Regions from separate parts of the Homo sapiens genome. Here region 2 is linked to region 1. The links are chromatin contacts, found by Hi-C in ENCODE. All regions are on one chromosome and are shown on one strand. The core of a region is the stretch at or near the end of the contact, and the rest is flanking DNA. Distances in the headings are between cores, read along the strand shown.

Evidence for each region. A loop is a pair of places that touch in the nucleus more often than their neighbours do. Pooled maps may share reads with other maps.
Region 2: a loop to region 1 is called in a map of Calu3, with 2.5 times the contacts of the local background. The contact joins two enhancer-like sites. A Hi-C loop is called at or near these places in 1 of 168 maps with a recorded cell type or tissue (Calu3) and 1 of 50 pooled maps.

Annotation. Positions count from the first base shown.
Region 1 is chr4:148,284,848-148,291,260 of GRCh38, reverse strand. The region is part of intron 2 of NR3C2 (nuclear receptor subfamily 3 group C member 2); the gene reads left to right. Among named protein-coding and RNA genes, the nearest start is that of NR3C2, 150 kb to the left of the region's middle. Within about 2 kb of position 2,725, at least 2 of the 41 ENCODE cell types and tissues checked have a DNase peak (open chromatin) inside an H3K27ac peak, as active enhancers do.
Region 2 is chr4:148,788,343-148,794,755 of GRCh38, reverse strand. All of the region lies in intron 2 of LOC107986195 (a long non-coding RNA gene), which reads right to left. It overlaps LOC105377481 (a long non-coding RNA gene), which reads left to right. Exons shown (of 15, transcript XR_007058322.1): 12 at 2,594-2,666; 13 at 3,719-3,931. Among named protein-coding and RNA genes, the nearest start is that of NR3C2, 350 kb to the right of the region's middle. Within about 2 kb of position 3,920, at least 3 of the 41 ENCODE cell types and tissues checked have a DNase peak (open chromatin) inside an H3K27ac peak, as active enhancers do.

The sequences.
Region 1 (6,413 bases), core at 1,476-3,975:
GAATGGTTAGGGAAAAAAAAATCCTAAGTCATAATCTAATTACAGGTTTGTAATTAGGAGGAGGGAAATGAAATCCAAATGGAAAGAAAACATGCTTTTTGGCCTTTAAATAATGTGGATCATTCATTTTAAGTAACAAGTGGAATAAAGAATAGATGTCAGTCTAAAGGGCTGATGTGTTGTGGGTACCATCTTGCAATAAGAATACTAATTCACTTATATGGTTGTTAAGTAGACGAGTGCAGAAGATGGAAGCAAATTTGTATACAAAGGTGAATGAAAGGAAATAGATAACAGATAATTAATTTGTTTGCTCATTCTAACAGGTGATTATAAATCTAAAACTGGAAAATATTTTTCAAATATAGAACAGAGATGACGACCATCTTCTCTTTAAACTGATGAACCTCATAGTTTTCCACATATTGCATGTTGATGATTCAGGTGTGAGAAGTAATATCAGAAGTGATGATAGACTAGAACCCGCTAGAGAGGTATTTGAAATTTAGAATTGGTATTTATGAGATGGTTATATTTCAGGTTCATGTATGACAGCTAAGCAATTATTTGCATTCAAAGGACATTGACCATTTCAGGTATATATGCCTTCAAAAGCAGGAAGATATGGAATAAAATTTGAGTTGTTGTGTGTAAATTCATTTGAAAAATTGTAATAAAGTTGTTTTTTCCTGGGCCCAGAAAGTGAATGTGATTAACGGTTTTACCTGGTACATTATATTAGTTATCTGTGCTGCAGAATAAATTACCTCAGAACTTAGTGGCTTGAAACAACCTTTACTATCTCACATTTTCTGTAGTTCAAGAATTCAAAAACAAATTAGTTGGGTCCTTTGCTTTAGGGTCTGTCATGGGGTGAATTTATGCTTCTCTCTTTGCCCCCTCCCCACCAAATTTGTATGTTGTGGTCCTAACTCTCAGTACCTATATTTGGAGATAAGCTCTTTAAAGAGGTAATTAGGTTAAAATGAAGCTGTTAGGCTGAACCCTAATCTAATATGGCTGAAGTGCTTAGCAGAAGAGGAAATTTGGATACAGCCATGTGCATCCTCTGTGTATAGAGCGGACCATGTGGGGGCACAGAAAGAAAGCAGCCATCCTCAAGAAGACAGAGAGAGGCCCCGGAAGAAACTCAGTTTGCTAACACCTTGGCCTTGCATTTCTAGCCTCCAGAAATTGTTGATTTAACCACCCAGCCTGTGGTAGTTTGTTATGGCAACCCTAGGAAATTTACATGGAGTCTGTCACAGTCTAAGTCACTCAAGGCTTCCCTGCAGAAGGATCCTTTTCTTCAAGCATGCTCCTGTGGTTGGAGGCAGGATTGATGTCTTTGCAGGCTGTTGAACTGAGGCCTCATTTCCTCATAAGCTTTTGTTTGCCACTCGAGCCACTCCATAGGGCAGCTCGCATGTGACATGTTCCCTCGCATTATCAGAGCAAGCAAGCAAGAAGGAAAAGAAAAGGGAGGAAGGGAGACAGAGTCAGGAAGCTGTAGTCTTTTATAATATGATATCCAAAGTGACAGCTGGTAACTTTTGCTCTGTTCTATTAGTTAGAAATGAATCTCTCGGCCCAACCCAATTCTCAAGGGGAGGAGATTAATTTCTGTTTATAAATTACCCAGTCTAAGGTATGTTGTTATAGTGGCCCAAACAGACTAGGACACCATCTATTGTCTTTATGATTGTCAGTCATTTTGGTATTTTAAAAATACTATAATTGGATTATGTAGTTAAGTACAAATGTAACAACCTGTGTATAGTTTTAATGTGTCGCTGTAGGAGGCTTAAGGTATATTAAGGCCTGTGAATGCCAAGAGGTATTGAGCATACCAGACTTTTAAAAATGTTCTTTGATGAAAAACATCAAATATACAGAAAGCCAAGAGAAGTATATAATGCACACTTATCACTAAGATTTCAGAGTTGTTGGCTGTCATATTCACATCATGGTTTTTTTTTTTTTTTTTGGCTGTAAATATTAAAAGTAAAGTTCAGACATTGTGACTTTTTTACTTCTAAATATTTCAGTAGTCATCTTGTTTAAAAAGCATGTCTTACCACATAACTTACTATCCTAGTGATACCTAAGAAAATTAACAATTATTGCATATCCAGTTTATTTTAAAATTTTCCTTGGTTGTCTCAAAAACGCCTTTTAATAGCTGACAAAGACCCACTCAAAAACCACATATATTCTGTTTGGTCTTTATGTCTCATAAGTTTCTTTTAATATACTGGATTCCCCTATTGCACCCTCATTTCTTTTTTCTGTGCATCAACTTGTTAAAGAATGGGGCATACTTAAACTGGTGTACTTTTCTGCCTCCAAACATTCCTTTAGCACTAAACTTATTCCCACCAGAAACTTGCACTGGAAGCCTGGAAGTATATTAAGCAGGGGGCATAACACTGATAAAATAGAGACAGCTGCTCTGATTTGGGCATGGCTGAGTGACTGTTTTTCCATGCCTGCCCCCTCCCTACTCCCAGCCACCTTCCTGGCTGAATTCCAGCGTTTGGCACAACTTGAAGCATACTATTTAAAATCATAGATGGTTGAGACTGGAAGACGGTAGGAAAAAAAAGGGAGCAGATAAAGTATATAAGAGAGAGGTAGTAAAGCAGCTGGGCAGGATTCAAATACAACCTTTCCTATGCTCCAGAGCAATTGGCTGGCGCCCAGCAACCCTGTGCTCAATGGAGGGGTGAGGACAGGTTGATTGAGGGACCTCTCATTGGCATTTATGTCACCAGCCAAACTCTTCATTGTTATTTTTACTAGAATGACAGCTCCATGAGAGTAGAGGCATTATGTGGGTTTTCCACCCTGGTGCCTAGAACAGTGCCTGGCATTTAGGCATGCAGAATTAGTACTGGCTGAATGAATTTAGAAATGAATTATGAGTGAACTAACATTTACAGAGCATCTATCAGTTGTGCTTTGTGCTGCTCACATAATTTATAAGAAAATAGTCATGTATTAGATCCTTATGAGGTAGGTATTATTGTCACAATCTTACAAGAAAGACACGGAGCTAGAGAGTAGTTTGAATTTACCTAAAATTATTCAAAACAAGGTCCAGTGACCTCTAAAATGTGTATCACTTATACCGTGGTATCAATGGGACCAGAAATAGCCAGCAGTAATGAGAGCTGGGTTTTAATTTTCTATGTGCTGTTTGCAGACTGTTTTTTTATGGAAATGATTTTATGGAAATCATTTTGGTTTTCTGTTCTTCAGTCTCTTTATGAAGAATATAGTTAGTTAAATGTTTTCATGAATCATTTTGAGGGTAAGTTTGATATAAGTGTTTTTAAAAAGTATTTCAGTAGGTATTATCTACTATCTACTTTAGCATGTAGTTGGCACCTTTATTTTGTCTGACGTTAAGAACTTCTGAATGATGCAGTCGAGACAGTTTGCTCATGCTATATTTTTTAGAGTTATGTAACCAAAAACTATTATATACTTGTCCAGGAGTTACTATATATAAAAAATATTTACAATACACACTCAAGGCATTGTGTGACATATTTCCTACTAGAACTTGATTGAATGTAATAGTGAACCAAAATGAAAATAATATGGTACCTGATTGTTTTATCAAATAGTTTTCTTTTAATGGTATTTGCCTTAATAGAATTTGAATTTTTTAAGTATAGTAATTTATAGGAAAACTTTGACAGTTTAAGTTGGCAATTCCAAATCAGCCCACTCATTGTATTCACTAAAGTGTTCTTCCAAAAATAAATGAGTAGGCTGGCATTGTGTTTTAAACATCGAGCTAATTTTGGTTAATTATATAAATCTAAAAGCCATGGGCAAGGCAGCAATTCAGTCTTACTAGATGATGATCAGTGAAATTGTAAGACAGCTTGCTGAATGATGCACATCAAGCTAATAACCTGAATGCATTGTGTCCAAAAGGACAGTGTCTGGCAGAGCATCAGATAGGAAGCCTTCCCAGAGCTTTAATAAGGGGCTTGTGAATGCTTGCAAAAGAGGGTACAAAGTTAGAAACAGTAGTAATGGCTCTGATCAGAATTCAAAAACATTAGAGAAAAAAATAGTTAACAGTAGAGAAAAAAAGTGGTTTCCATGCATAGCTAATAATTCTGTTACATGGTAGAAAGCTGGGGTTGAGCAGCCTCATGGGCCATCCCTTACTTGCTGCTTATCTCTAGTTTTTGTTTAAATAAAATTAGAGTGCTACATTATGTGGGGCTTTCATTTAAATTAGTTGAAATTAGTATTCTGCCACTAGCAAACAGGAAATACAGATGCAGAATAAGAATGTGGTGCCGCTGGAGAGTTTAGAGGACTTGACTCTCTAACGACATTCCCATTCAGAAAAGAATTGTGACTCCCTTTGTACATGATTGTAAAGTAATGGCACAAATTATGTTATGAGAATTTTTTTGCTGTTATTGTGTTCAGTTGGTATAGTTATGTTGATGTATATAAAATTAGAGTTTGAATTTATTGAAATCTGTGTACAATCATAGAAGCATTTTTTTAACCCTGTATCTCATCCCTTGCCTTAAAAAAGGCTGTGACTATTTAGAAAACATCTTTGTACCTGAAAGTTGTATGATTTCTTTATCCTGGTTAAACTGATCTGTGATTGTCTCTTGGATTTATTCAGGAAAGAGGTGCATCTCTCCTTCATCCAGATTCCACCGGATGAGCCAAGAATGACTGTTGAGGCTATTTTACTTAATGAATTAACAGATTTGACTGAATTTTCTTTTTGCAGTGACCATATGGTTATTGTGAAGATCCATGTAATTATTTGTAGAAGTGAATCACAGGGAATTTTGATTGCTGTAGACTCTAAACAACTGATCCATTTAATCAGATTTTTTTTTCAATTCTGTACAGCCTGATTTTTACTAGCCTATACAGTCAGAAGCAATTAAATAAAGTCCTACAAAAGACAGCAGAGACTGGCTTAAAGCTAAGTTGAATAACACAGCTGGGTTTTTACAGTGTTTCCTTTGGTCTGTTACTCTTATCAGTGGGCTTGGTTTAGCATATCCCCAGAAAATTATATTCCTGTAACTGCCAGAGAAGTTTATATAACAAAATGATTTGTGCCACACACCCAGGCTTGTCCTGCAATATCACTTTAGATAAAGCAAACATTTTTCAACTATTTCTATTTAATACATTGCTTCCAGACTGTTCTAGTCATATGTTAATTACAAAACAAATGATGTATAAAATTTCATTTGTTTTTAATTGTCTTTTTAAACACATATTGCAAAATCATTCTTTGAATAAAACTAACATGTTAATATTTTCCCTCTAGAATGAATTCTGTGAAAGATAAATGTATTTTATAATGTATCACATATGTGAAATAGAACATTGATAGGAATTATGCAAGAAAGCATCGCACTTTTTAAGGTAACAGTACATTTGACTGTCACTGAAGTTACTTTATCACATCTCCACATGTACAAGACAGGGAAGCAGTTGCATTGTGTGCCAATGGAGGAAGTTTTTTTTGTTTGTTTGTTTTTGTTTTTTTTGAGACAGAGTCTCACTCTGTCACCAGGCTGGAGGTCAGTGGCACAATTTTGGCTCACTGCAACCTCTGCCTCCTGGGTTCAAGCGATTCTCCTGCCTTAGCCTCCTGAGTAGCTGGGACTACAGGCGCACGTCACCACGCCCAAATAATTTTTGTGTTTTTAGTAGAGATGGGGTTTCACCATGTTGGCCAGGATGATCTCAATCTCTTGACCTCGTGATCTGCCCGCCTCAGCCTCCCAAAGTGCTGGGATTACAGGCAAGAGCCACCACGTCCGGCCTGGAGGAAGTTTTTAAATTTCAAAAGGAGAAGTATATTTTCTGGACTTTTCTATAAACCAGTTTGTTGCTTCTCTTGTTGATGCCAGTAGAATTTATACAACTCCAGCAACATCGTTTGGGAAAGAGCCAGTTTTTCCTGTCTTTCACAATAGAAGTTACTGATTAGAAGACCCTAAATATTTTTTAGCATTTTCATGTCCATGATAAAGGCTGCAACAAGGGGTAAATAACTTTCCTCTTATGGCAGAAAATATTCTTATGAGACCCCCAGTGCACTTTTTCAGTATGGTGTAATCACATGACAGTTGTAGGGTAGGACCCTCAGAACTGCAGCTCACATCAAGAGCTGTGGGCTCCGAAAGTGAACCATATGTTGCTGTAGTCCAGAGAGATACCAAGAGAATTGGCTTCTGAGTCCAGCAAACCTAGATTCAAGTCTGTCCCTGCCAGTACCTGCTCTGTAACTAGAGGGGAGTTATAGTTAGCTTTTACTAGCCTGAGTTTTTTGTATATGAAATGAGAACAATGACCAATAGTGAGAAGACTTTTTTGTAGGACTGAGTAAAATAATACATGCA
Region 2 (6,413 bases), core at 2,671-5,170, 500 kb before region 1:
CTGAACTACACCCCAGAAACTCAGCAATCAGGCCATGTTCTCTCTTATAGCATTGCTTTTGACATGCTGGTCTCTCTGCTTGGGTTCCTTTCTTTTTGGGATTTTTCCATCCATCTTTGTCTGGCTAACTCCTGATCTGCCTGCACCATCTTTCGGAACTTTGAGATGGGTGCCCCTCATTTGTGCTATCTTTGCTTATTCTTGAAGCACCTTAGGCTTCCTCTCTCATGACGTATCTAAGTGGCCTGCAGTGGTCTACCTCTTCAACCTCACTCCCTGGGACCATATCTTATTGCAGAGGGATGTGACTGAGTGCAGCAGGCCAGTCATCCTTCTGCTCTACCATGCACAGGGCATGGCCGTTTCTTCCTCGTGCTTGCTACCCCATGATTGCAAGATGGTTGCTGTACTTCAAAGAATCACATCCTCACTTCAGGGTCTCAAGCAGGAAGGAAGGGGGCTATGTTTTCTTTTTAATCAAGGAGGAAAAAAGAAGCCCCAGGAAGAATTCCTCTATGCCATATTGGCCAGAACTGAGTCATATGGCCATGTCTTGCTGAAAAGAAGGCTAAATAGCAAGTATCTGGCAAAGCAGAAAGAATTGTCACAATGGGTTGGATCATGATTCATGAGCTGGTACATAGCCCACTGAGGCAAACTCGGGATTTTGTTAGGCAGAAAGAGGTTATAGCTTTTGACCTGTCAAGTAATAGTATCTACCACATTGAATTCCACTTTAGAAAACATAGATACAAAACACACTCCTGAAGATTGCACCAACAGGAGGCAAAATTTAAGGAGCAAGAGAAACTATACATGTAAGTGATAAAATAGTAATATTTATCTGTTGGGACTCAAATAGGTGTTTTGTCCCAGAATTATCTCAATTCATCAAGACTTCTTTGAAACTCCTTGCCCATGCTTAGCCATTTATTCTAGGTAGAACAGTAAACGAATCTCCATTCTTAGAAAAGGTGGGCCTAGCTTCATAGAACCGCACACAGCCCTATTATGTAATATAGCTTGGAAACTGTATGAGCTAGTAAGTTTGATTTGATATGTTTGAAAGTTTGGCAAAGCCTTAGTGATAGGTTTGGGCAAAAAAAAGATGAAACTCCATAATTATTGTTTCCATTAGCTAAATCCATCAGCTGCAGATTTGGAGAATACTTGTTTCAGGTATTTGGTGAGCGACTCTCTTCTCTGAAGGTATTCAATCCCAAAGTGCACATCAAATCATTTCCACTAAAACGCATAAAGGTCTTGGTCAAATGTGACTCATGTGTATTTATCTTATCCTTTTGCTGAAATGATTTCACCCAAACTTAAAATAGATAGAGGTTAGTTGACTCAGAAAATTAGTGCACAGGATGAATAAAGATAGTATCATGAGCTGGACATCCATCAGGTCAATGCATACTGCTCACTGATAGCTTCCCCACCAACCTCTGTACTATACCATCACTGTTTTGCTATCCTTCATCCATCTGCTATGGATGTATCATTTTTTGGTCCTCAGGCTAACAATTTTCATAGGATTTAGGATAGAAGTCAAAATCGGAGTGTGCCAGAAAGTGAGGATTAAAGGACGCAGGTCTCCAGGATTTGTTCTCTCATGGAAAGAACCCAAAAACCTGTCTCTGAATTTGCTTCTTCCCTGCAAAGTAAAACAGGATCAGGCCCTGGTCCCAGTTAGGAATATGTGCCCCCTCTATCCCCTATCCCCTTAGAAGCCAAGTGGGAACCAGAAAGAGGCAGTGGGAAAGGAGGAACCTGGGACAGCTTCCAGTCTAAGTAGGTGTTTGGGGATTCTCCACGAGGTCCAGGTTAGATCCCCAAGGAAATGCACAGAACTACTGGTCAAAGACACAGATAATAGTAAAGTGCTTGTGTTTGCCACACATTCTCTTCTGTGCATATGTATTCCTTGGAGGTTTTTCAGGGAAGTGTGGTAGGCCAAGGATGGGATCTGAGAGTTTCTAGATCACCTAACTAATTACCATTTCCTACTTTTTCAACCATTTATTTCCAGCTCGTTCCTCCTACAAAGCCAGTAATCTGGCGCTGTATACCCTTGATTATAGCAGGGAAAGACTACAAAGCATTCTGATGTAAAGACACATGCACAGATAATGTAGTAAAAAGAATATAGATTAGCAACACATAGGTCTGGGTTTAAATCTCAGTACAGCTGCTTTTTCATTCTGTGACCTTGGGTAATTTATATATTAGCCTCTCTGAGCCTCAGTTCCCTTACTGAGTCAGTAACACTTACCTCAGGGAGTTAGTATGAGGATTAAATGTATAAATGAAATAATTAACCACTTATAAAATGTGCCAGACATCTAATGTGTGTTCAACAAGTCTTAATCTCTTAAGTGAACATTCTTACTAGAAAACTAACTCACAACTCTATTGATGGTAAGCAATAGAAAGGTATTCCTATAAAAAGACACTCATCTTATTTATACATAAACAATAGGAAAAGATGGCGACAATGACCTTGCATTTCTAGGCTAGTTTTGTCACCATAATATAAATTAATTGAAACAGACAAACTACATTAACCAAGTATTTATTGTTTTTATTTCAGGGTTTTAAAAAGCAGCAGGTTTAAGAGCTGACCATATCTGAAAGACTCTAGAATAGCAGAGGATTGATTAAAGGTCTGTGGCCACAGATTGGATGTGTTGATTTTATTTCCCCAAAGGTATCCACATAGCAACTTGGCAGTACACACATATCCCAAATATATGTACACAGTGTTTACAGAAAATACTAATTGTACCCTTACCTAAAATGTTAGGTCCCATTTTCATTTTAAAGACTCATTATGCTTTTCATGAACTAACACTTTTGTTCATTTCAATTCTGTCATGAATTCGAAAGAAGGACACAGCAAATAGGTACTTAACTAAAGTAAGTGCTTTCTCCCATGGTTTTATCAATCCAAGTCTATGGACATAATACAGAATCAAGAATCCAAGGAAACTGCTCTGAATTTCACTGTAAGCATAGCTCATTTTTTTGACCTGTTGATTGCAGTTAATTTAACGTCACGACCTGCACCTCAGAATCTCTCATGTCCCCTGCAGCTTTGTCAAGATGCTTTGTATATAGCTGGTACCCAGAGAAGGTTTGCCACATTGCACGGAGTTGATCACCCATTTTATTCACTGGATTTGGCTTTGAGCAACTTACACTTTTTTCTCTCCAAAAATTAAGTCCACCCACGAAGGAAAAAGGCAGAAGGATGCTGTGGCAAAAATGCTATCCTGGAAAACAGATCTTGGCCCTGGTCCCAGCTCTCTGTGACTTTGGACACATCAGTTGATCTTTTTAGATCAAATTTCCCCATAAAAGGGGGTACTAGACAAGATGCATGTGCCAGACTGCCAAGGCCAAGGCACACCCTAAGCCACTCATAGTAATATCCCTGGAACTGTAGACCCTTGCAGAGAGATTATAGAAGTGATTTTGAATAATTATTGAGTTAAGTGCTAGCATTCCAGCATGACCGCTTCAAAAGAGGTAATGCATATTTTTTTTTGTATTTTTTTGGCTTTTTTTAAAGTTACATTACTTTAGTGTTATATGTCATATAGTCATTAGGAATTCCAAGAGAGCAAATGTCAACAAAGGTCTGAAGTTGTTTGGCATTTTATCAATCATTATTTAGAGTTTTCTTTTTTTCTTTTTTTTTTCTTAATGTGGTTAGGGACACAGAGGTTCATGTGATGTAATAAGAAAGAAATAAAGGAAGCTTTATCTGCCGCTCTTTCAACCTCATCCACTCAACACTTACCCCGTGACAGACCCCAATACTCTTAATGAATTCCCAAGGTTACGAAAGAACTTGGAAGATCTTACATTCCTACATGGTGATTACAGAGGCTCACATTTTGCCAAGTCATATGCAGGTGGCTGAAAAGTAAGTTTACTTTATCTGCATTTCATATTACACTTGTTCTTTCTTATGAATGTTTCTTTCATAGTCATGCAAAGTACTCAATCAGTAATTCCCCACCAAAATGGTTGTTACATAAGCGGCCGTGCAACAATGCATATGTCAGCTCAGATTCATGTCAGAGAAAGTTCTCTAGTTTATATAACTCACTCCCCAGCAGCCAGTACACAGTTCAAAAAGTGTGGGCCTTTACATTATGGCGGGAGGGAGGTTATTTTGTTTTGTTTGTTTTTTTTTAACACATCACATAAATACACTTCCTTTCTCCTTTGTAACGTATGGGATACATGGAATTCCTAACTCACACAGATCTCACTGTAGACCCAATGAATGGCACGGAGCCGACACAAACACCCACACACTTGTCTCAGTTACAGATCTCTGCTAAAGACCAGAAGTTGGCCATTACTATGAATATACACTTCTGTTGGATTTCTATGGTATTTGGTTTCATTAGATTGTATGTTAAGTTAAATATGTTTTTTAAAGTTTCATTCTCCTACCTCAAGTTACGGTGCATCAAGGGGTCTCAGAGAGAAGTGGAGCTGCCACCTCAATGTCCCGACCCCAGAGAGGAGCCTCTCAAGCCACCCCAAGGCAGCTGAGCCCCAGCTCGCACCAGATCACTGTGGAGCAGAACCAATTTTTAAATGTCTTCATCTGGTCCCTCCTACTTTTATGGTGCTCTGGGGGTGGTGAGAATCGGGATGCACTGAAAGCTGCTGGGACATCTGACTCTTTATTTTCTTGGCTCTACGTGTCTTAACTCTGCACCAATCCTCCCGACTGTGCAGAATTTCACTTTGGAGAGCAGAGGCAAACGGAGATTCACACAGAGGGGCAGGAGCCGTCAATGCTGTCTAGTGAGAGGAGAGAAGAGGCATTGTAAGTCCCCATAGCACTGCTGTTGGGCTACCCTGCCAGTCAATGCCACTTTTCCCACAGGCTCCAGCCTCAACTTCCCCTGGTGCAATATGATGATGGGAAGAAGGGCTCCTAAGAGGAAACTGATTTAAGTATCTCTGTTTTTCAGAAAACACTTCCAATTGCTCTCTCAAGAATGCGTTTCTATTTCATGAGTTGATGTCATATTTTTAGGGGGAGGGATGTATGGAGAGAGAAAACTTTCAAATATCTGGAAATCAGTGGTATGATGAGCCCTGTTCTCTGCTGCTCCAAGTACAATACCAAAGCATGTGGTGGAAGTGATGGGACAGATTTGGTTCCATATTAGAACTTCCTACTTGTATGTTGAATTTTAACGGATGGCTGGGAGTAACATCCACTTTACGGAGGTATATAAGCAAGCTCCAGACAGTAACTTGGTATGGAGACTATGCCAAGGATCCCATTGTCAGAAGGGAAGTATGGTGTTGGGGAAGGATATTTCTCCCTCCCCTCCCCATAGTGCCATCCTCTGCTTATAGAGGAGGAAATAGCTACCCAAGCTTTAGCCCCTCCCGCTGCCCTATGGAAGGAATACATTCCACTCTGAACTAAAGCTGGCATCTTTGGTGCCACATTTTAACAGAGGGTCGAGTTACTGTATCTTGAGAAAGACATGGGTACGTCATGCTTCCTTCCACTATCTGTACCCACTCAAAGTGAATCGTTCCCCACTGTTCTCTTTAAATTTTTGCTTCATGTAGCAGAGATTCAGGGTCTCGCTCCCCTTCTCCTCCTGACACAAAAGGCAGTCAGACTGAACAGTGGGATAAGCCCTGAAGATGGCTGGGAACAGCCACCGGTGGAAAGGGAACCCTTCTTTGCTGCCTTTCTCATTGCCCCAGCACTGCTAAGTGCAGCAGATTGGCCTTTTTCACATTGCAGGGATGAGATCCTCAGGATTTGAGAGGGTTCATCTGGCTTCCAGGATTAAACTGTGTTTTCAAATCGATCTTTTGACAAAGCCCAACAATAGAGTTATTTCTGTTTACCCATGCATTTCTATTAACCCAAGGTGGTGCCTCCTTTCCCACTCAGCTATCAATCTTTGTATGTATAATCAAACCCCCAAATATATCTCCAACCAAACTTTCACAACTACAGTGGCACACTCACACAGAGTGATCTAAATGGAACACGGGTTTTCTATAACCACAACCAAACCATAAACGGCATTTTATATACATTATCATCCAGAAAGCAATCAGATTTTTTCATAGCAAATGGTAAGATATAATAAAAGGAAATTTGAGAATTATCATATAACTTATAATGTCTCTTTTAGCCCTAAGGTCCTAAGATTCAGTGACATGTGGTGTTTTCTCTTTTTCCTACCACTTTTTCAGCTTAATTATTATCTACAGAGATTAAAAACACAACTAAAATTTCTGCAGATTCACAGTGCTATTTCAGAATAGATTTTACCCCTTAGTACCTTCTATTTAATCAATTAATGAGAATACTTTGGAGCCCACTGCAGAAACTATAAATTCCAAATGGT